Linked DNA regions of Mus musculus: region 1 is linked to region 2. Evidence: chromatin loops called from intact Hi-C (ENCODE). Cell type or tissue: heart. All regions are shown on one strand. Links, peaks and the distances in the headings refer to the core of each region. The heading gives the core; the rest is flanking DNA.

Region 1 (15,720 bases), core at 3,130-11,129, 48 kb after region 2:
TGGCTCACAACCATCTGTAATGAGACCTGATGCCTTCTTCTGGTGTGGCTGAAGACAGCTACAGTGTACTTACAGATAATAAATAAATAAATCTTGGGGCCGGAGTGAGAGGGGCCAGAGCGAGAAGAAAAAAAGTGAGTCTCAGCCGGGCGTGGTGGTGCACGCCTTTAATCCCAGCACTCGGGAGGCAGAGGCAGGCGGATTTCTGAGTTCGAGGCCAGCCTGGTCTACAGAGTGAGTTCCAGGACAGCCAGAGCTACACAGAGAAACCCTGTCTCCAAAAAAAAAAAAAGAACAATTTTTTTTTTCTCAATAAAAATAGGCCAGTCGCTAGAAGGTTTCTTTCTGTGAAGTTATTATTTTGAAGCCCTGGTCAAAGGAGCCTGTGGAGTTCGCCATTGGGTTTCTGTTTCCTGCCTGGAGAACCTTAGGAAAAGCAGTCCTGACAGAACACAATGACTTTTGCAGAGTGTAATACTGGAGCGAGAGAACTGAGGTTGATGGCTGCAATCGCATTCCTGTGTATTAAACTGTTACATCTTAATTATTCACACAGCTCATTGGTCCGATAGCATTAAAATACAGAACAGCAACTCGAAATTTACCTCATTCCATGTTCAGAGACAAATGCCTTAGCCACTCTTCCCATTATTTCCTGGAGGCAAGGCCTTGCTTACAGTCTGATGGCAAGCACATGCTGACAGTGATGGCCATCGAACACTGGCCGTTCCCAAAGCTACTGTGTGAAGAGGATGCTGAGGGCCACCACTACACAGCATACGGCGACATAAGGACTCTTGCGTTCACCAATTCGGGCACACTTCCAAAAATATTCCCAATTGTCCAGTTTTATTTCTGTCCAGGATGCTGGGTGCCAGGGATTGGATACAAGCAGCAGGATTACAGTCAGCAGCCTCTGAAAATTTAAAATGGCAGACATAGTGAGGCCGGTGTTGCTCCAGCCACATCACCCTTCCAGGCCGGGTCGGAAGAGGACGCACGCCAGCTGCCTATCGAGATCTAAAGCACCCCAGGAGAGGCCCAAACTGGCTGTGTTGTCAAGGATAACCTTAAACTTCTAATCTTTTTTTTTTCTAAGATTTATCTATTTATGTGTTTCGGTGTGTTGTCTGCATGTACATTTGCACACCAGAAGAGGGCATCGGATTCCGTGACAGATGGTTGTGAGCTGCCATGTGGGTGCTGGGAATTGAACTCAGGACCTTTGGAAGGTCAGCCGGTGCTCTTAACCTCTGAGCTATCATCTCTCCAGCCTCAACTTCTGATCGTTTTATGTCCTCCTCCTAGGCACTAAGGATTCCAGGAATGCATGTGTGTCTGCTGGGGATTGAACCCAGGGCCTTCTACGTGCTGTGCAATTGCTCCACCAACTGAGCTATGTCCCTAACCTGACTCTCCCTTTTAGTTCAACATCTCTGAGCTTCTTGTGTCTCTTACACAGAAAGGTGTTTCCTCTGCTCTGTAGCCCCATCCCCCACCCCGCCCTGGGCTGGGGTCACACAGGAGGAAGTGGTGTGAGATACAGTTGGGTCAGAGAGCTCCTGCCCCCCACTGGTGGCACAGAGCAGTTGGGGCAGGGGCTGACAAGGATGGGTGGTGGAGGAAGGAGAGGGTCCAAGAGTTGAAAATGGACTTCAATTGGGAGCTGAAGAGAGATGGCTCAGTGATTAAGAGCACTGACTTTGAGGGAGTCAGTACAGCTCAGGACCCCAAGACCAAGTTCTCCACACAAAGATTTATCTGTCCCAGAGGGACAGAGGGTGAATGTGGTGGTTTGAATATGCTTGACCCAGGGAGGTGTGCTTGGCACTATTAGAAGATATTGTCTTGTTAGAGGAGGTGTGGCCTTGATAGAGGAGGTGTGGCCTTGTTAGGGGAGGTGTGGCCTTGATAGAGGAGGTGTGGCCTTATTAGAGGAGGTGTGGCCTTGTTTGAGGAGGTGTGGCCCTGTTGGAGGAAGTGTGTAACTGTGAGGGTGAGCTTTGAGACCCTCTTCCTGGACACTTGGGAGCCAATCATCTCTTTGCCTTTGGAACTAGATGTAGAACTTTCAGTTCCTCGAGTCCCATGCCTGCCTGGATGCTGACATGTTTGCTGCCTTGATGATAATGGACTGAACCTCTGAACCTGTAAACCAGCCCTAATTAAATGTTGTCCTTAAGAGTTAAGAGTTGCCTTGGGCCGGGCAGTGGTGGCACACGCCTTTAATCCCAGCACTGGAGAGGCAGAGGCAGATTTCTGAGTTCGAGGCCAGCCTGGTCTACAAAGTGAGTTCCAGGACAGCCAAGGCTATACAGAGAAACCCTGTCTCAAAAACAAACAAACAAACAAACAGCTTAGCTGAGCTGCAAAGAAGACCCTGAGACCAGACCAGCTACTCAGAAGGTTCATTTAGACCAACAGAGACATCTGGAAAGGACACTCCAACTTGTTGAGCTGCCTGCAGGCAGTAGAGTGTGTTCCAGGTTCCCAGTTTGTTAGCTGTCACTCATACTGGGGTGGGCTTCGGTGACTGAGCTGTCTTTGAGTCATTTCTGCGCCTCTATGTAACCCCTCACCTATATATCCCTGTAGGAAATCCCAATAAAACCCACTGGCTCACCGAGCGGGCCTTTGGGGCTTCTTTGTAACTTAATCTGCCATGGGTTCCCTGTCTGGGGTGAGCAGACCTGTGTTTCGAAAGTTTTGACTCACAACAGGGTCTCCAAAACAGGACTATCTCTGGAGCCCTGCAGGCCTTCCAGCTACAGCTAGGAAGATGCTGAGAGGCTGACCGTCCTGAGACTCCCCAGGGTAGAGAAGGAGAACATGTCTACCCCCAGAAACACAGCTCTCTCTTCTTCAGGCACTTTGTTATGAGCCTGACCTGTCATGCAAACCTTCCAGGACCCTTCCTTGCTCCAGCTCAGTTCCTGACCTGCCCTGACCCAGCAAGGCCCTGCAATGCCTATGAAACTCCAGGTCCCAAGAGGAACCGGACCCAGGCAGGGGACCCCTACAGACCCTCTTTTCTTCCTCTCCCTACACATCTCCAGACATAGAACGCCACTTAAAATTCCAGCCCCGCCCCTCAGATCCTCGGTTTATCCGTCTGCAGTCCTCCCCGGGAGAATCGTCTTTCCCAGCCTGAGCCTGAGCTCTCGGGGTGCTCTGATTTTGTGGGTACAGAGTCCTGTGGTTTTTCCTTCAAGGATGAAGATAAAAACCAGATCCTGGCAAATGCTTGGCAGCACATGGGCCCCTAGCCACAACCCAGCTGCCACCAGAGCAGTTGTCTGTTTGCTTACTTATTTATTTACTGAGCCAGGGTCTTACTATGAAGCCTTGACTGGCCTAGAACTCTGTGTGTAGCAGACTGGCCTTGGCTTTGCAGTAATCCTGCCTCAGAAGTGTTGGGATTGCTGATACCACACCCCTCAAGAATTGTAATTAATTTTTTATTAATTAATTTGTTTTATGTTCATGAGTGTTTTGCTTGCATGCCCACTGTCTCAGCTACTTGGAAAAGCTATCATTCTCTTCCATGTCTGGGGTCCCCACAAGGCCCACCCTGACCTCTTACTACCCCCCTCCCACACCTGTGCTGGGAAAACAGGTTCCCAGGGCTCTGGCTCCCCTCCCAACCTGTCTCTATCCAGGGCTGGGAAGACAGGAGTGGGCAGGGCTGGGCAGGGCAAGGCTGGGTAGGGGAGGCCAGCTGGGGTCTGTTTGTTTTGGGAGTTTTCTTCATAAACTCGTCTTCTACACAAAAGAAATGGTGGCTGCAGGCACAGAGCCAGCTCTAGGCCTTTGTGAGCTGAGGGGCCTCACCCTAGATTGCTAGGGGGTCATTTGAACTCTTTGGAGATGCAGGACCATCTTACGGAATCTTGGAAGCCAAGGGGCGACTTTTCCGTCTCACAGAGAAGCAGACTGCGGTTCAGAGAGGGTCTCAGATGGGAGGAGGATGCTGGAGAGTGGGCTGGGGAAGACTGGCTGCTTCCTGTCTTCTTTCAAATCCCTTTCTTCCCCATTCCCATCAGCTTGGGCATTCCTCCTCTCCAAACCTCAGCCCCTGCCGCTCTGTACTCTGTCTTCGACATGATCCCTGCCACTCCAGACCAACCCGGGTAGGGTACAAGATCAGTAGGAAAGGTCTTCCCAGTACATGATCCTGATAACTACTGTCTGGGAACAGCCATCAGCTTTCATCCGGGTCCTGGGGACCCGATAAGGCCCACAGGGATCCCTTTGCTGGCCCCTCCCACACCTGTGCGGAGATAACACTTCCCAGGGGCTCTGGATATCTCCAGGGCTGGGAAGGGAGAATGGGCAGAGCCTACTACCAGCATTTAACCATTAAGTAACCCATGATGGCAGCATGGGGTTTGCAACGGTCTAGCCCTATTTAAAAGCTGTCACTCAGGGATTGGTCAGTCGATCTATAGCAGCCTCTGGTCATGATGTGTCTCCTTTTATGGGGAGGATTAGACATCTTGAGAAACAAGGAACTTGCCCCCGGATAGCACAGTCTAATCCTGGACTTGAAGGTGTCACTTCTCCATGCTCTCTTGGACAGACAGTCTGGAGCCTGAAGCTCTGACCTAGGCCTCAGCCTTGACATCTCTCCTCAACTTTCCATAGGCTCAACTTTCCAGGCAGGAGAGTCCTTGTGCCTGTCTAGTGCCCGTCCTAGCTCCCAACTCACTGTGTTAAGATGAGTTTGCTTCATGTTCTTACCCTGACCAGGCCCCACCACTATACCGAAGCATTGTGGGTCCCCTTTTATTCACAGCCATGTCCCCCATCCTCCCCAGTACAGACCTGATGTCTATGCTGAACTCTCATGGACCAAATGGATTCCAATTCAAGACTCAGCTTCTCTATAGCGCCCTCTACCGGCCAGACTAAACTTCTGTAGACCTCTGGGTACGAGCCCATGCTTGCTCCCAGATCCGCAGCATAATAACCCCCTAGGTTTATAGAATTCCTTTCTTCCACGGAGCTCAAAGCGCTTTCCCATCTGTGATCTCCCTGGACTGGGACCAGCTGCAAGAGTGTGGGAGGGCCATCATTCATGTCCCCATTTTACAGAGACAAACTGAGGCCTGAAAAGAGAAAAGGCGAGCCTTAGCGTGTGCAGCCGGAGGGTCTTCCAGGTGTGTTTCCCCAGTCCCCCCCACCCCCCCCCCCCGGTTCCTGACGACCACACCGAGGCCCAGCAGGGACAGACTTGTCCGAATAAGTCTTGGGCTAGAACCCATTGTCCTAAATACCATCGGGGGCTTTCCCACGACAATTTGAGCTTTGCCTGCAGACATGGACCAAGGGCTTGGCTAGTTCATCAAACATCACAGGTCTCTGCTAACCTGTATAGACAAGGTGTCCCTCCCTCCCCAGGACAACTGGGGGATGGTTCTTGAGTGGCTGGAAACCACATGAGGAGGAGCGGAAGGGCAGATCCCACTGGCCGTGACTTCTGATCTGGGTTTCAGCTTGGACATCTTCCCATAGTGTCCTGTGAGCTCCCAGAGAAGAGAGTCCCCGTCCATCTATCTAGTTCCCATTCAACTCCCGAAGAGCAGACGCTAGCAGGACTCTCCGCCAGCCTGGTATGATCAGCAGCTGCTGAGGAGAATCCAGACCCAGCCTGACTTTCAGAGAGGACGAGCTATTGTGTTTTTAACATCTCCTGCTCAGGCACCTGGGGTGGGGATGGGGGGAGGGGGATGAGAAAAAAAAAATCAGCCAGTCTGAGCCACAATCTCAATTCCCACCCCTCTGCTATGCCCCTCCTGGTGCTTCTGAGCCTGGTATCCCCTCGGCCAGATACTGGCAAACATTTCCATTCTCAGCTTTGAGGGTTGCCGCGTCTGCCACACCTCCACTATTATAAAGCACAACAGCTATAGAAAATAGGTGTATGAATAAGCGTGAATGTGTTTAAATAAAACTTTATTTATAGAAACAGGCTGTGAGCCGTTGTTTACTAACACCGGCTTTCCATCTCCAGGACTGCTGGCTCCCTCCCGCCTGTACCCTCTCTTCCACATCCCGTTGTGTGGGTGGTGAGCATCTTACAGGAAGTTTGGAGAATGAAGATAAAGGTGAAGGGGCAGGATGCAAGGCACAGGCATGCATGGTGTGGCCTGGTGGAGGGAGCGGGGTGGGGTGGGGTGGGGGTGGGAATGGGGGTCGGGGTGGGAGTGTGTACGGCTTGCATAAATATCCAGAGATGGAATAGAGAGAGCAGTGCTGGTCCCAGGAGTGTCTGGGTTTGGAGTCATCTCACAGGTTATGACAAAGGGGAACTGGGCTGAGGTATCACTGAGTGGTGTGTGTTTCTAACGTGACCATGGCGTGGGCTCACCTCTTGGGCTACTGGAGGGTTCAATGGGCTGATGCCATCATCCGGGGCACCATGCTGATATTAACCCAAATGCCTGAATTGTCACCAAGGTCCCATCTGGCCCAGCAGAGCTCCTTAATGGTAAGGACTATCCTCACGACCAGGTGTCATGGCACTTGTGAGCTTCTAGGCTGGCTAACCTCATATCAATGTCCCCAGTGCTCAGGACAGGGTCCAGCAGTCAGCTCCTGAGGGGTTTCTGCTGGCCCTCTGCCATACTGGGAACCTCTTGTTCTGCTTAGCCTACCCGGATATGTGAGGATTCTGACATCAGACTCTCACTGGAAGTCCCCTGCCCCTGAGTAGCTGAGTGTGGCTTTCTGAGGTCATGACTTTTCCAGGCTCCTCCTCTAGCCCCTGGGCCGCCCAGCCAGGTAGGTCTCCAAAAGGTGGACCTAGCCACATGCAGCCACCCCACCCCCACCCCGTGTGCGCACTGCATCCTGGGGTCTCTTGGTTCTCAGTCTCCACATCTGCACAGTGGGCTCAGGGCTATGCAGATCTCAGACCGAAGGGGACGTATTCTATATAGAGATGTTTTGTTAGAACAGGGTCCCCTTCTGCGGGGAGGGATGCAGCCTTAGAGTTGTGGCTCAGGAGAGTTGACACATGCAGACAATCGTGGTAAACCTCGGGGCCAGTGACCAGAGGCTGGGACAATGTTTCAGTCCCTCCCCGTCACAGGGTACCAAGTTCAGATCACAGTGTGCACAACCTTGAGCCCTGGCTGGGTCACTGTTGCCAGCGTGGTACTTTCTGTGTCAATTGGCCAAGGGCAAAAAGCAACCTGAAAAGGATTTAGAATGATGCCGTCTCAGGCTGCCCCCTGGTGGTCACTTGTTGTATGACATGTACAGCTCAAGACAACTTAGTCCTTGGTTCCGGCAGGGGCTCCTCTGCCTGCAGAGATCTTTAGAACTAGAGTTACAACACCAATTTCTGGTCTCTGAGAAAGGGGTCCTGTTGGGAAGCAGCCACCATTGACTAGGCCTACACTAGGCATTTAAGAAATGAACTTAATAGCCCTCTTTACTCCACAGTACTATTTACTCCCTGAAGTATTTACTCTCTCTTGCTGCCATCCCAGGGCTGAGCATGGACAGTGGCTATCACTGCCTCGATCAGAGATCCCTCAGGACTCTGCCTCCCCCATCAGACTGAGCGTGTGCATGCCCATCCCCCCATCCTAGTTCACCTGTTGTTCTGGGGTCAGGGAGACGTCTGACCTATGAGTCCAGTTGGGAGCCCCAATCCAGGCAAGAATGGACATATTCCAAGGGCGGCAGGCACATTGCCTTATTTCTAGATCTTTCTGGAAGGGCTTCAAGCTCTGATTGCTGGAACCCACCCAAGATTTTTGCCTTCTCTTCAATCTCCTGGGTCTCTCCTCCCTCCCACCCCCAGGACAACTGGCCACTGGCAGACTCCTCTCTCTCTCTCTCTCTCTCTCTCTCTCTCTCTCTCTCTCTCTCTCTCTCTCTCTCTCTCTCTCTCTCTCTCTCTCTGCCCTTCTGAGTCTCATATATTCTTGGGCAGCTGGCTCCACCCTCATTGCTCCCAGAATATGCCTCCCAAGCCCCAGACTAGGCCAGGTCCTTTCTCCATTTCACAAGGGCTTCACCTGCCCTATGTGGTTCCAAGTGGACCCTGATCACTGCTTGAGAAACCTCAGCATTGAATTCCTCCACTGACATTGTAGGCTCTAGTGTGCAGGGTGGAGTCTCTACACCATACAGCCCTTGCTGGACACACCAGGGCTCAGCAAGTGCCCGCTGGTGAGGGGCAGCCCGACGGTGTCTCGGCCATGATCCATCTTCTAGACCTGACACCTGGGACCGTCACCACCTATTAACTGAGCACCTACTAAGGGTCCTCCCAGCTACCAGACGGACGCCCACTCAGTTCTGCCAGGCCCTCTTCTGTTCCTGTTATCAGGTTTTGCCTCTCTTGGAGAGACTCCTCGCAAGGTCTCATGGCAAACTCCAGTATGATTCCACCACAGTCCGCCCCGGGGAGCCAATGAATTTATTGAGCTTGCTTACAGAGTGTGGGTGAGGAGTTACCTGCAGGAGACCGAGGGGGGAGGGTCCCAAAGTATACAGCAGCTACTTCATCCAGGACTGATGACGGCTTCTCCATAGCCATATGGATGCAACCCCCTTCAATCGACTTTCCCGAGTGTATATATTCTAGCCACCCCTGAGAGCAGAATTACACTCAGAGAGTTGAGAGGAGCGTCTGGAATCCCAGACAAGGATCCCATGGTCTTCCCATCCACTTGCTCGAGGGAGTATCAGTGGTCAGCAAGCCAATGGCCTCTTTCGAGCAGGGCACATACGAGCAGATGAGGATGGCTGCTATTGTGCTTAATAGAGAATCCTCTAGAATGTCCGGGGGGGGGGAGGGTCTACAACCTCAACCTCTCCTACTGCTCCCCTGGTGTCACATGTGCCCAGAGTGTCCCCAAGTGTATCCCTGTTTTCAATCCTCTGTGTACAGAGAGTCACCCACCAGTTCTAGCTGCCAGCACTCAACCCAACCTTCAATGTCTGGTTTCAGGATCACTGTAGACTTGCTATCCCCATGTCCCCTTGGCCCTTGGCAGGAGCTGTCACCTCGCAGGCTTTATTGGCAATAGGGGCAGCACTCTCCGTCCTGACCCTGAGCTCAGCTCACACATGGCTCTCTCCACCGTGTTCCCACTGACCCTGGGACTGCCAGGCAGGCACGGGTCTGATTCACCACTGGAATGACTCCTGCAGATTAATCTTTCTCCCATCCATCCCTGTAATGTCCCTTCTCCATGCTTCAATACCCACAGCAGGGCGGGCTCTCAGAGCTGCAGATGTCTGCCCATTGATGGACAGCCACTAGACGGGGCTCTGCCTGGGTTCTCAAGCTTGTGCCAGGAGAAAAGAACATGAGGGGTGACGGGCACCCCCAGGCACGGTGCTCCCAGGTTTCTTCCCCTCTCTCCCATGAGTGGGTGTGTCGGGAGGACACCCGAGGAGGTCAGAGGATGGTCACAGGGCAGATGGGCTGTGGGGTGAACTGGGAAAGGACAGACCGTTGTCCCGGGGAGGGCAGCCACACATCTTGGACCTGTCAGCACATCGTCTGCTTCAGCAGAATTCCAAGGATTGGGAAGGTGAATGTGGGAATGCAAGGAAGAGCCACCACCCGCCTTCCCCCAGTATGGCCTGGTCTCTCAGGACGGTACCAGTGCTGTAGAGTGACAAGATAGAATCAGCGGGAGGCTAAACAGTGTAAATACATGGGATGGGCAGAAGCACCCACCCCATCCCCGACCTGTGTCCCTGAGTTGGCCACACGGGGAACACAGATGACCCTTCTGCTCATTCAATGCACATTTCCCCATCCCAGGCACCTCCTACCCGGGAACTGCCCTGTCTCTCTGCTCCTCACGGGTCCTGTTCCTTCACCTCCACCCCAGCCCCTAGGCTGTTAGGCTGCCAGCAGGAACATCAGCAGCTGTGACCAGCTCCCGCTCTTACATCGTGGTGAGTCAGAGCCGTGCCTCCAAGCCACATCCAGTCAGAAGGGCAGACACATCTGCCTGCTTGGTACCAGGTCTCATGCACAGGACAGGACCAGAGCCTGGCCATAGGCAGATCTGTCTTTCCTTCTCCACACAGGGGTGGGAGCAACCCTGACACCAAGTGAGCCACCTGGGTGTCCTTATGATAAAGGACGGTCCCCTCACAGCCACCTCAGCTAGGCCAGGCTTAGAGAGCAGAGTACCTGGGCCCAGAGCAGGCAGGATGGGACACTGGAAGACAGACTTTCAAGTGTGGTTTATGCTTGCATGTACTCAGCACTTCACATGACTGCTGGTCTTTAGTTGCCTCTGTGGATATAGGAGGCTGAAGTCACAACAGCCGACCCTTGGAGTCCTTGAGCTATCGGCCACCAGGGGTTCCAGCCCTTTGTTAGAATGGTACGGTATTTCCGCATAATCCAGGCACATCCTTACATATACTTTATATTCTTCCCCCTTATCTTTTTTGAGGCAGGGTCTCATGTAACCCAGGCTGACCTTGAACTCACTACGTAACCAAAGATGACCTTGAACTTCTGACCACCCTGATTCTACCTCCCAAGTGGTGGCATCCCTGCTCCTGTGCACTGTAAGTCACCGGTCTCGGGGCTATCTGTGATGCATGCCCCCTGTTGTCCTGTGTTGTGTATGGAGCAGTGATATTCATGTGTTTTCCTTTCAGATTCAGTTGTGGGTTTAAGTAACACTGTCTATATGAGCCAGGTCTCCATTTACACCTAGGTCTTAAAGCACCAGAGACAGCATGGGGCCACCTCCACTCTGACTTTACTCAATAGCTCGAGTCCCCAGCCCTGGGCAGCCCCAGCAGGCCTGGCTTCTGCTCTGCACAGGGTCTTCAAACCCTTGCTCTAAGCCATATTCATCCCCCAGGGCTGTCTCTAGTGATACAGGGCTGGTAAACAGACCCATTGACTCCTCTGTCTGGAAACAGGAATGTCCAAGGATGGGGTGAGGTGACATTTACCTCAGATACAGGGTGCTTCAGGCCTGGCAAGGTTTGTCACAGCACATCTGACCACTCTCTCCAGGATCCTAAATGAGTGCATGTGAATGCACACAGTGCATATGTGTGAGAAGAGGAACACACACACACACACACACACACACACACACACACACACACACACACGCTAACAGCCATACAAGTGCCAGCAATTAGCCTCCACTATTCCATGACAGAAGTTCCTAGGTAGGGTTTGCCTATACTTCCTTGCTCCAGAGGAGCCCTGGGAGGTAGCCTACCTTCTTGCATGAGACCGCTTATCTAGCCAGGAGGCCACTAATGCAGTGTCTTGGTCCTCCCTCAGAACTCCCTCCCTGGACCAGCATCCTCCCATAAGCAGGTGACTATCAAAAACCCCTGACCTGGAGGCTGGCGAGATGGCTCGGCAGGTTAAAGGTACTTACCAGGAAGTCTGGTTACCAAGTTTGATCCCTGAGACCCACATAGTGGAAAGAAAGAATAGAGTCCCGTCCCCCCCCACCCGCCACCCCAAGTGTACTTTGATCCCTCTCTCTCTCTCTCACACACACACTAAAAATAAAGCTCAGGGCCAGACAGTGGTGGTGCACGCCTTTAATCCCAGCACTTGGGAGGCAGAGGCACGCATACTTCTGAGCTCGAGGCCAGCCTGGTCTACAAACTGAGTTCCAGGACAGCCAGGGCTATTCAGAGAAATCCTGTCTCGAAAAGCCAATAAAATAAAATAAAACAAAATAAAATAAAACAAAACAAAGCTCGATCTTGCTCATTGTGCACAGTGGGATGAGGCTCATCTTTGCAGAATTCCCCTTCCCAGCCCTTTCCCCTGACCTTGAGCTCCAGAAAGCAGGCGCTACTCAGATTTGAAACTAGAAGTCTTCCTTACAGGGCCGAGTCCTGTTACTTTGGTTTGCCTTACTTTGGTTAGCGACAACAGGTACACTGGCACAGAGGGGGCGGGGCGCACCCCAGCCCCGCCCCCTCCGCGCTCCCCGGGTCCCCGCCCGCCGCGGTGTCGCCCGGCCTTGGCAGCTGCGGGCGCGGCGCGAGGCGATCCGGACGCGGCAGCGGGGACTAGGAGCGAGAGGAGGGCGAGCCGCGCAGCCCCGGCCCACGGAGACATGAGCGCGCGGCCGCCCACCGCACCCCAGGCGCAGTGGCCCAGCCCCGCCGCCCCGTGATGGGATCCTGTGTGTCGCGAGGTGAGGACAGGGCGGCCCGGGACGCAGCGAGAAGCGGGGGGCGGGGGGGGGGGCACCAGCGCTCCGCTCAGGGAAGCCAGGGTGGGTGTCCGCCCTTCATGGATCAGCCGCGCCCCAGAGGACACGGTGCGCCCCACGGGGACAGAGCTCGGGAGGGGGGCGAGCAGCGCGCAGAGGGGACGGAGGTCTCCGCACCCCACGCCCCACTCGGCACCCGGCAGGTGGCATGAAGCAAGGTCCGGTGCCATGCTTTCTTCCCCGCAGCTACACGCCTCCTGCAGTGTGCCTGAGAGGGGAGGGAGCCTTCCTATTTTTTCTGGTCCTCTTATGGGCCACTGAGCTCCAGGAAGACCTCGCTCCCGCTCAAGATGCCGGCAGGCCTTTTTAAGCCAGGATCCCATTTCTCCTCTCAGGGTGCCTGTGTCTTTAGCCCCAGAACCCTACCCCCACCCCACGCAGGAAGGGGTCAGTAGGGATGAACAGGTTATCAAGGCTCCCTCTTCCCCACCCTCATCCCTAACTCCATCCCCACCCCCACCCCTGCTCAGGGGACAGGAGAGGACAGAGGACAGCTGATGCTCCCAGTAACCCCTGGGCCTTTGTCTCTCACCTGGCACCTTGGCCATTCCAAGGTGATTCCAGAGAACTGGAGTGACTGTCCCTCATCTGTGGGGTTTGGGGAGAGCACTGTCTGTAAATGGGTGTGTGTGTGTGTGCATAGGATCTTTCATAGATGCTGTGGGGAGGGAATATTTGTATTTGGAGTAATATTTTAGGAGAGGTTGCGGAGTATGGGGACATGCCTGCACTCAGAAAGTGGAAGATCAAGAGCTCAAGGCCAGCATCCACAGCATAGAGAATTTGAGGCCAACCTGGGCTACATGAGAGCCTGTGTCAAAAAAAAAGCAAACACCTCAAAAGAGGTTGGGTCATGCCGGGAGTGGTGGTGCACGCCTTTAATCCCAGCACTTGGGAGGCAGTGGCAGGTGGATTTCTAAGTTCGAGGTCAGCCTGGTCTACAAAGTGAGTTCCAAGACAGCCAGGGCTATACAGAGAAACCCTGTCTCAAAAAACCAAAAAAAAAAAAAAAAAAAAAAAAGAGGTTGGGCCATTGTCCCACTTGGGAGTCTTACCCACTGTGGGAGCAGGGGGCGGGGCCAGGAGTGAGAGTGTACAGAGGTCAAGTCTACTCACCTCAGCCCCAAGGTCTTGCAAGACTGACATTGTATTGGTCACTGGTAATTTACCCAGACAGAGAAAGGTAAAATGGCCTTAGAGTGGGCTGGCAGGCCCCCTGGGGACACCCCAGGAGGGGGTGTTGGAATGTTGGAAGCAGCCCTCTCCCATTCTCTGGACTTTGAGGGCTTCCTCAGGTTCCCGGGGGAGTGTTGAGGGAAGTGACTCAGGGGGTCCCCGGAAGGTGACAGCAGGAGGGACAGGAGGAGCATGGTCAGGCTGTATGAAGTTGGTTCAAGTTGATTGGGGGTGACGAGGTACTTCCTGAGTGTCAGGCACCACGTTAGAAGCAGCTGGGAAAATCCAGTATGGCTCCTGGTCTGTTGAGACCTGAGGAACCCAGCCTGGCATCTGGCCAATGGGACAGTTCTCAGAGTGGAAAGCCCTGAAGGGTCTTTTAGGTCTACTCTCAGAGTCTGAGCTGTCCCCAGAAGCCCCAACGACTCATGGATGGCCTTCCATGAAGGCAGTTGTGGGTGTGAGGTATCTGGATATTTTTTCCTTAGTGACCAGGTCCCTTCTCCACCCCTTGGCCAACCCATGCCGGAGTGCACTGGCCCGTGAGCACAGGAGCCACCCAGAACAGTATAGAGGCCAGACAGCAGTGATGCCTGCCAAAGTCACACTGAGTCTGTGGCCTGGGGTCTCCAAGTCCCGTGCTCCTCCCGTACTCCCCTCTGCCAGGGCAGTTTGTGGTCACGCTGGCTGGGACAGTCTCCATTCTTCATCCTGCATCTTGGGCTTCCTGAGTGACACCCCCAAATCAAGCTGCATTGTCTTAACTTCTCTGTCCTGAGAGGTCTCAACGTGCACTCCAGCAAACTTAGAAGCGAGAGATCTGGTGGATACGTGGACAGAGGTCAGCCATCCTTCTAGAGACCCAGCTGATGACCCACTGGGCAGAGGTTACCTGCTCGCCTGTCACTTGGACGGTTTTATGGCTCACTGGGCTCTACTCTAAAACCCTGTAGGCACAGAAACTAATGCATCCAAATACTATGGTCAGCCCCATTTTACAAGTGACTACGCGACCTTGCCTAGGGCCATAAACTGGGAAAGAGCAAGGACCCGGCTCTGAGTTCTCCACAGCTAGGCCCTCAGCCTCAGCACCACGGAGCCAGCCCTTGTGGAGTTCAGACTGTTGACCACAGTCCCCACCTGCCAAGGGTTTTCATGGGCCATGCACAGAGCCTGGAGTGGAGGTCAGGGATCATGAACTTTGCACGAATGTCCCATGGAGTCTAGCAGGTCCCCCTCTTCCAGGTCCAGGCCATACCTGAAAGATCCACCCTGCCCAGCTGTTAGCCTCTGCTGCTGGGCTACAGGATCAAGAGTCCCTAGTCCCTGCCAGTGTTCCCCAGTGTGTCATCTTAGCAAGTTCAATGGGGATGGGAACGGTGTGGGAGTGTTAGAATGGGTGGGGGGAAGGTCGCGGTGTGAAGACACCCTTAGCATCAGTACTGAGGACATCAAAACTCCATAGCTGCTTCTCTCGTGGGGCTAATGTACCAGCCTTCCAGGGGCCGATTACCGCAGGCCTTCCTGGTAGGCAAGGGGACCCCCTCCTGTCTCCCAGGAGGCAGTGGGTGCTAAGCACCATGGGATACTGACCACACACACCACATCTAAGAACTAGTTTGTGTTCCTTTTCTATTTCAATTTTTCTAACTTTTAACTTTATATTTATTTATTATTTTTGAGTCGGGGGTCTTATCCTGTAGTGCCTGGCTCACGCTGAACTCAAGGTCATCCTCCTGCTTCTGTCTCCCAAATGCTAGCACTTCATGTTTGGGCTACCATGTCTGCCCTATTTATCTTTTTTCTTCCCCTTGTTTAAATAGGGTCTCCTGTAGCCCAGGCTAGCCGCAACTTGCTATGTAACTGAGGGTGACCTTGAACTTCCGACCCTTTCGCCTCTGCTTCCCAGGCGCTAGGATTACAGGAGTGCACCACTGTGCGTGTCTCCCGTGTGTGGTGCTAAGGGACCGAACCCAGGGCTTCACGCATGCTGGGCAAGCACTCTGTCCACTGAGGCACATCCAGGGCCGCTGGCTCATCTTGTTAAACTACCACTCATTAGATGCTTATCCTGAGCCAGGCTGGGCTAGCCTTTGCTCTCCTGACTCCTTAGCTCTCCTTGAACCTAGCAGGGAAGTGGGTTCAGAGAGCAGCAGAACCCCCCCTCCCGCACCCCTGGGCTGCCCAGATGCAAATCCAGGGCCTGTAGACCCCAGTGCTGGGCCTCACCCCCCCCACCCTATACGCTGTGTTCCCAAAGGTTCCCTGCTCTCCCCCGAAGCACTTGGTACCT
Region 2 (8,000 bases), core at 1-8,000:
TCTCTGCTTCCTGCCTGCCTTGGCTTCTGCAGGCCCCTCCACCCCTGACTGGCACCTCACCTCCGCCCAGGGAGATGGAGGCCAGGTGAGCAGGTGGCCGACGGCCTAGGCCAGAGGCTCAGCCCAGCAGCTGGAAGGCCAGCCTCTGGAGGATGTCTATGCTGGCTCCAGTTTCATGACAGCCTTTCATATGCAGGGACACTTCATTCTAGGTACCAGAGCAAACACTTCACAGGCAAGATCTGTCTATAGTCTGTAAAGCACTCAGAGAGGGTGAGGACTCTCCCATTTTACAAATGAGATCAAGGCCCAGAGAGGAGATGGCTGTAGACCATCCCCTCCTGTGTGGATCAGTGTAACTATGGTAACGCCCCTTTGGGCTTTATCCTTGCTATGTGTGCATGGCTCTGAGGGACATGGCCACCTTATGATCAGATCCAAAAAGCTGTCACTTTCTCGATCAGCTCAGTGTGAGCTTTTACATGTGGTTTACATGTGATCTACTACATGTGATTTACATTCAATGTTACATGTGATAGATGGTGAGAAGGGACTCCCTGCCCAGGGCCCACAGCCGTGATATTGCACCATGGTGGGACTGGGGGACTCTAAGTGCTGTTGATAGTGGCTCACAGGGGTATGCCTCCCCCGGTATAGTCATACCGGATCTTATTTCTGTGGATTTCAAGGGTAAAGGTCATGGTGGCAATCCCCAAGCCTCACCCTTGTGCTCTGATCTCTGTGCCCTAATAGCCACACCAAGCAGGCTCAGCCTCTCCCTAGTTACCGGAGGTAAGTGGGTCCCCCGAGCGGAAGGAAGGAGGCCCGCAGAGAAAGCAAACAAGATAAAGAGTGGAGGTGAGGGAGTCGGGTGGGTGGAGGGGAGCGCTTAGCTTATCTGCTAGGTGGCGGATATGCCCACAGATAGCGCCCGGGGCACATGGGAGAGGAGATGGGGCCTGAGAACTGGGAATGTGGCTCCCCTTTTCTGTAGGCACCACAGAGCCTGTTGGGGGCCACTTTCTACACCCTGGGTCAGTAACGCACAGTTGCTGTTCACTGTCAGGATACAAAGTTCAGGCTCCACGTGCATGGCCCAGCTAGCGAGGTGGTGTTCTGGTTGCCAGCTGCTCCTGGCTTGGTTGGGGAGGCCCATTGCCTCCAGAACTGACCTGTTGACCTCACAACCTTACTACCCAAAGCCTGGGAGGTGGCTGGGCCTGGGGAGGGGCTGGCTCCATAGGAGCTGGATTAGCGCCACACAGAGGGCGTCTGTCCCTGAGTCAACCTGCACTGCCACCTGAGGGGCGGGCATCGGGAACTGGAAAAACCAGGGTACAGCCCTAGCTGCAGCGCCTGTGCCCCAGTTCTGCTTGGAGTGGCCCAGGCCTGCCAGGCAATTGGGGCCAGAAGATACACTCCACAGGTGCCCCAAGTGTGCCCGAGCCAGGCTCTCCTGCCAGCCAGGTGGGTGCCCAAGTGATGATGTCCCTGGGGAGGCCCTTCTGCAGCCCTTGGCATGCTTCTTTGTGCACTGCGAGTTTGCCATTCACTCTCTCCTTCATCTCTTCATTCATTCATCCATTCATTCACTCCTTCATTTCTTCCTTCACTCTCTCCATCTCTTCATTCATTCATCCATCCATCCATCCATCCATCCATCCATTCATTCATTCACTCCTTCATCTCTTCATTCACATTTCCATATTTATTCAAGACTGATGCGTTGAGACCTCCTTCACATGAGGTCCTGTGCGGAGCCACACATGGGGCAGATAAACCAGACTCTTCCTGCTCTCTCTAAGCTGCCAGTCTCAGAGAGGGAGGGAGGGAGAGGGGGAGCAGAGCCGATCCTCGTATGTGCACAGATAATTTCAAATGAGGCATAAAAGCTAGGCTGTGAATTCCCCTGGAGCTGAAAAGATGCTAATCTCTCAGTCACACCACCACATCCCAGTTCTCAGCGCTGTGCCAGACACGTAGGTTGGGCTTGTTTCTGTTTGGTAAACTTGAACCTGGGTAATAGACGCCCCATTGGCTCACCAGGAGCCCTGCAACCGAGCAGGTAGTGAAGGTTATAGAGCAGCTTAGCAAGGTGGGCACTTGGTGTGGTGGGTACGTTGTGTGAGACCATGGCTGCTTGCTTGCCCTAGATGCTGGGGAAATTTAGGCGACTCTTAGGGTCCTCGGTGGTCCTCCTGGCGTGTTCTGGGACTTCTCAGACACTTGCAGACTCTGGCAGGCAGGGCCTGTGGGTGCTCCAGAGCTATGTGGTTGGAGGAGGAGGAGGGGGCAGCACGTTTTCAGCAGGCAAGAGCATGCCCTGTGGACGCCGCCTCCCCTGCATTATCTGGCATATCCGCAGCGGAAATCTCTCCAAATTCCCTTTTTCCTGCCGTCAGGCAGGCCACCCCCAGGCTCTGGGGCCAAAGAATAGAACCCATCTCTTCCCCCACTTCCTCTCCTGGCGTGAGATGGTGGGGAGCAGGGGAGGGTTGGCAGGTGGCTCGGGCCTTTGTGACCCCCATTCTGCACTCTGAGCACTGGGGCTCAGATGAAGTGCTTGTGACTTGGGGGCTCTATCTCCCAGTTCCCTGACCTTGGTCCCCAGTGAACCAACACTTACTCCAAGTGCCGCTGGATTTAGAGAGAACACTAGGGGAAGGGGAAAGCCAGGGCCTGGCATTCTGGCGTCTGAGTTTTGTGTGAAAGTTAGACGAAGAAGAGAGATATTTTCGTTTTGTAACAGCTCTGTAACGAGAGTGAGGCCAGAGACACACAGCAGGATGCTAGAAAGGCTCATGGAGCTGGGGGAGGTGTATGTAGCTAACTCCATAGCCCCCTGGGTGGGCCTGGTGACCTGGGAGCTCCTCTCCAGGCTGTTTTAGCTACAGTCTGGACTTCCTGGTTGGTGAGGTAGGTCTGCAGGATTCATGTTGCACCAATATTGAACGCTGTTCCAAATTGAGGTGTTCCTGGGAACAGCAAGGGGAGTGGGTGACAGGAGAGATGCCTCGGACATCCTCAGTTTACCTTTTGGCTTTGAGACCTTGAACAAATTGGCCTGTCGGAACCTCGGCCTTCTCACCTGCAGAGAATAGGGTTAATGCTACTAGCCACACCCACATGTGAAGGATTGCCGTGAGGACTAAATAGATGTGAAGTTCTGACCCTGCACACAGTAGGTGCTTCATGCTTAGGAATTCAACCTTTGTGCAGATTAACTGATTCCGGCTGGGGTGGGTACCTTTGTCTTACTGTTTGCTTCTGAATAACCCCCCCCCCTTCTCGAAATAGGTACCCAAGTTCACTCTGTGTGTGTCTGCTGGCCAGCCTGGGCTAACTCAAGGGACCACAAAGAGTCAGGATTATTGACTGCCTGACTTGTAGCAAATGCAGGGCACAGGCTAGCCCGTGACAGAGCCCCGTCTCATCCTCAGCCCCATCTCCCTTTCACCTCTATTCTATTTCCCAAGGAGAGAGGGGCTCTGCTCTCCAGCCTGGCTTGGTCAGAGGCTCGATGAGGGCAGGGGACTTGAAATTGGCTTCCAGGGGGTGGGGTGGGAGGTTGTCCCTAGATTAGGATCTGCCCCGTGTCTGGAAACTTTTGTCCAGGGCTTTTTCCTTACGGTGCCCGAGTGACTGTCATTTTCTGTATCAGACATAGAGATGCACCTGTTGGGCACCCTGTGGCTCTCAGGATGGAATCTAGACTTTTGCTTGGTGTTCAAGGTCTCTCTGCTGCATTATTGCGTGCGACACTTCCTTCTATTTGTACCTAGAAGACTTCTCATACCTTTTGTGTGACAGGCTCTTACCCTTAATTCCCTACTCTTAAAACCTTTGCCCTGTTGAATGTCTACACAGCCTTTAAACCCCAGCTGAAGTATCCTCTCTGGCTCCTCAGAGGCCTGGCCATCCTCTTTGCCCTCTGCCGGCCACTTCATATGGACATGCCATATACTTTTGCCAGTACTCAAGTGTGTTAGCATTCACCTCAGCATCCATGAACCACATGGGGCTAGGCTGAGGATTTGGTGCAGGGAGTTAGTGGTGCCTCTGGACCCTCTCTGCAGAAAAAGCGAAAGGGGCATTGCAAGACCTGGGGGCAGCTTCTTCCAAAGCCACCCAGGGCCTGGCCAGCCCCGTGAGGTGAGCCTCCTGTCTGAGCAGTTTCCTGCCTAGTAGGCCAGGAAAGAGCTTGGGATGAGGAGCGGGGTAAGGTGGTAGGAGGATGAAGCCCCAGCGTCAGGTGCCTGACCCCCTAGCCAGCTGGCCAGGATGGACCACTAAAAGAGGAAGAGCTACTTCCTGGCGGCTCTCTGAAAGGAGAAATACCCTGGCTTTGGAAATGAGTTCAGGGAAAGAGCTGGGCCCAACCTTTCCTGCTTCTTGGAGACCAGCCCCGGAACAGGAAAGAGATGGAGTCCTAGGGTAGAGGGGCCTTGGCAGGGGGGCATCCTGGCTGGGGAAGGCCATCTGGTTCGTCAGGCGTGGGGGAGACACAGATAAAAATCTCTACCCTGGTCAGTTCGAATCTGTTGAGATCCCGCTGGGCCAGTCTGCACAAAGCAGGTTGCAGGAAGGGGTGTGTGTACTGGAGGTGAGCGGTGGCTCTCCAGTGCTATGCTTCAAGGTGTGACATTTTCTGCAAAAGGCAGCTGGCATCCGATGTGCCGGGGTTTGGGGAAGTTGGGGCCACTTGAGACAGGGTGTCTAGGAGACACTGGCCATGGGTGTGATGTTCTATCAGCAAGAACACAGCTGGGGACTGGCATACAGAATTAACCTCCTGTCTCTCCTTGTGCCTCTCAGCCTGTTCTCCAGGATTCTTCAAGTCTGAGGCATCTGAGAGCCCTTGCCTGGAGTGTCCAGAGCATACCCTGCCATCCACAGAGGGTGCCACCTCCTGCCAGTGTGAAGAAGGCTATTTCAGGGCACCTGAGGACCCACTGTCCATGTCTTGCACACGTGAGTCTTACAGAGATCCAGAGAGAGGTGTGACTGAGGCGGGGGTGGGGGTGGGGGGTGGGGTGAGATGGGTGGGTGGGGAGGGAGGGAGGGAGGGGCAGCTCCACTGACCTCCACTCTCTGGACAGGTCCACCCTCTGCCCCCAACTACCTCACGGCCATTGGCATGGGTGCCAAAGTAGAACTGCGTTGGACAGCTCCCAAGGACACTGGTGGCCGCCAGGACATTGTCTACAGTGTCACTTGCGAACAGTGCTGGCCAGAGTCTGGCGAGTGTGGGCCCTGTGAGGCGAGCGTGCGCTATTCAGAACCTCCTCACGCCCTGACCCGCACGAGTGTGACAGTCAGTGACCTGGAGCCCCACATGAACTATACCTTCGCTGTCGAAGCACGCAATGGTGTCTCAGGCCTGGTGACTAGCCGAAGCTTCCGGACTGCCAGCGTCAGTATTAACCAAACAGGTGAGCCAGGGGTAGTGAGGACTCTCCAGGGGCACCTGCCTGGGTGAGACTTGAGGACGGGTACCCAGGACTCAGCTGTGTGCAGAGAGGAAACAGGAAGTGGCTAAGAATTCCATCCTTCCTGGTCTATGTAGTGAGCACCAAGCTAGCCAGAGATAAATAGTTAAGACTCCTGCTGAGTGTGATAGCGCATGCCTATAATCACAACACTCATGTTCTGAAGGTGGAGGCAGGGAGATCGGGAGTTCAAGGACATCCTTAGCTACATAATGAGTTCGAGGCCATTGGGAGGCACAGGAAAAACGGGACATGGCTCAGGTGTTACAGTGCTTTCTACATAGGCTTGGCTGAATTTGGATCCCTAAGACCCATAGAGATAGGGACTCCCCAGCTGAAACAGCCAGGTCTGGGTTCACTAACAGACTGTACCTCAGAATACAAGGTGGAGACAGTGGAAGAAGACAGCATTTGACCTCCACATGCACGTGCTCCAACACACATGTGCATACACACACACACACACACACACACACACACACACACACACACACACACACACACACAGAGCGATCTGTATGATCAACTCACTCAACTCCGGGACTTCAGGTTACTTCTGGAGAGTTTTTAAATGCTTTTTTTTTTCAGAAGTAGAGATGCTCTTGAAAACTTATTTTTACCAGAGAATGGAAAGACACCTCACTCAGTATAGTGCTCCATGCACGAGCTTGGGGCCTGGGTTTGACTCCTTAGCACTGTGGTACCAGGCAGACACCAGCGTGTGGTTGCAATTTGAGCACAGGGCTTGTGGAGACAGGCAGGTCCCTGAAGCTGATCAGGGAGCCTGACTGGATGAGAGAACTCCAGGCTCAGTGAGTCTCTGTCTCAAGAAGATAAAGTAGAGTATGACTGGGAAGACGCCTGATGTCGACTTCCGTCTTTATCACGCATGCTTGCATACCAACATGCACTTGTGTGTGTGCCCATACAAATGCATTCATACATGCAAATACAGAAACACAATATACAATATAAGGCTTTTCAAACCTTGCCTGATCTCCAGAAAAACTCGGTGGCAATCAGCTAGTGACTTAGTTATTATTATTTATATGTTAGTGAATGTCCCCAGAGGACATCTGATGGGCTAGCTTCTGCTGTCAGGGCAGCATCCATAACAGGACATCCAAGAACCCCATGCAGGATCTGAGGGCCATGGTACTCTGTCGCTATCCTTCACCCCTGCATGGCTTCTCACACCTCTCCCCTCCCTCTTCTGCCCAGAGCCCCCCAAAGTGAGGCTGGAGGACCGAAGCACCACCTCCCTGAGTGTCACCTGGAGCATCCCGGTGTCACAGCAGAGCCGTGTGTGGAAGTACGAAGTCACCTACCGCAAGAAGGTAAACTCGATGGGGGTTGGCACAGGCCATGGAGATATTCAGTGCACAGCGATCTGGAAGGGTTCCCTTCTGCGTCTGGGGAAGCTGAGACCTGGGGTTTCCTAGAAGCTTATAGGGGTGACTATTTTGGGTTCTCAGAGCCAGTTAGAATGAGCTCTTGGAATTAAGCTAGTCCTGGGGATGTATAGTCCCCCTCTGGCCTCTGGTGAATCTGTACTCCTGTACCTCAGTTTCCCAAGAGCGTCTGCCTGGTTGGACAATACAGGAAGCCATTTTTCTGGGTAGGATCTTGGCTCTTAACTTCTCTCCCCACCACCACCCACAGGGGGATGCCAACAGCTATAATGTGCGCCGCACGGAAGGCTTCTCCGTGACCCTGGATGACCTTGCTCCGGATACCACGTACCTGGTGCAGGTGCAGGCGCTGACGCAGGAGGGCCAGGGAGCCGGCAGCAAAGTGCACGAGTTCCAGACACTGTGTGAGTCAGGGGACCCTGAACCACGTCGGACATTGTTGGGGAGGAAGTGGGTTCAAAGAGTCTAGAAATGCCCTTCCTTTTAGCAAGGGCACGGAGCAACCATATTCGGGTATAGTGAGCACTGAAACGGACATGGAGGACCAGGGATGTGTGCTCTGGGTAGTGTTGAAAGTGTGGGAAGCTGCAGTTCTGACGTGGGTATGCCTGAGTTCAAGGCTTGCCTAGAAAGCTCGAAAGTTGGGCTGGGGTATGACTCAATTGGTTGAATACCTTACCTAGCATCCCCCAGGCCTTGGGTTTAATCCCTAACATATGGACTAACTCCTGGTGTGTTCCTGTGAAGGATCGAGGTTTAAGGTCTTCCTTGGTTACGTGATGAGGCCAGTTACATCGGTCACATGAGATTCCGCTTCAAAAATTGGTGGTGACGCACGCCTTTGATGCCAGCTCTTGGGTGGCAGAGGAGGGTGATCTCTTGAGTTAGTTGGAGGGCAAGCAGAACTACACAGAGAAACCTTGTCTCAAAAAACACCAAAATAAGTAAATATTTAAATGAGGAAATTCATACAACAATACAAGCAAATGAAACAGCTAAGGGTTCTTAATTCTCCATAGACCACTGGCAAGGCCCCTCCCTCTCTGCCTAGCTATGAAACAGGAATTAATATCCTTAGGCGGGAATGTGGAGAGGTGGC

What was found. Hi-C counts contacts between places; a loop is a spot of excess contacts. Peaks named below come from ENCODE experiments on the same cell type or tissue, not always from the same donor. Only the 100,000 strongest peaks of a DNase experiment are listed, where the experiment ranks them.
Region 1: a loop joins it to region 2, with 2.2 times the contacts of the local background. A loop is called at or near these places in 7 of 42 quality-filtered maps.

What each region holds. Positions count from the first base shown.
Region 1 is chr4:141,356,152-141,371,871 of GRCm38, forward strand. It overlaps Fam131c (family with sequence similarity 131, member C), which reads left to right and starts at 12,041. Exons shown (of 7, transcript NM_001085513.2): 1 at 12,041-12,173. The coding sequence starts at 12,152. It also overlaps the pseudogene Gm13076. In heart, for the core only: CTCF peaks have their summits at 4,903 (motif pointing left) and 7,239 (motif pointing left); DNase peaks (open chromatin) are centred at 6,660 and 7,160; H3K27ac peaks cover 1,854 bases; H3K27me3 peaks cover 3,363 bases.
Region 2 is chr4:141,311,772-141,319,771 of GRCm38, forward strand. It overlaps Epha2 (Eph receptor A2), which reads left to right. Exons shown (of 17, transcript NM_010139.3): 4 at 4,816-4,971; 5 at 5,100-5,432; 6 at 6,711-6,826; 7 at 7,152-7,305. Among named protein-coding and RNA genes, the nearest start is that of Epha2, 15 kb to the left of the region's middle. In heart, for the core only: a CTCF peak has its summit at 3,922 (motif pointing left); DNase peaks (open chromatin) are centred at 2,376, 4,350, 4,950, 5,060 and 2 weaker places; H3K4me3 peaks cover 916 bases; H3K27ac peaks cover 4,250 bases.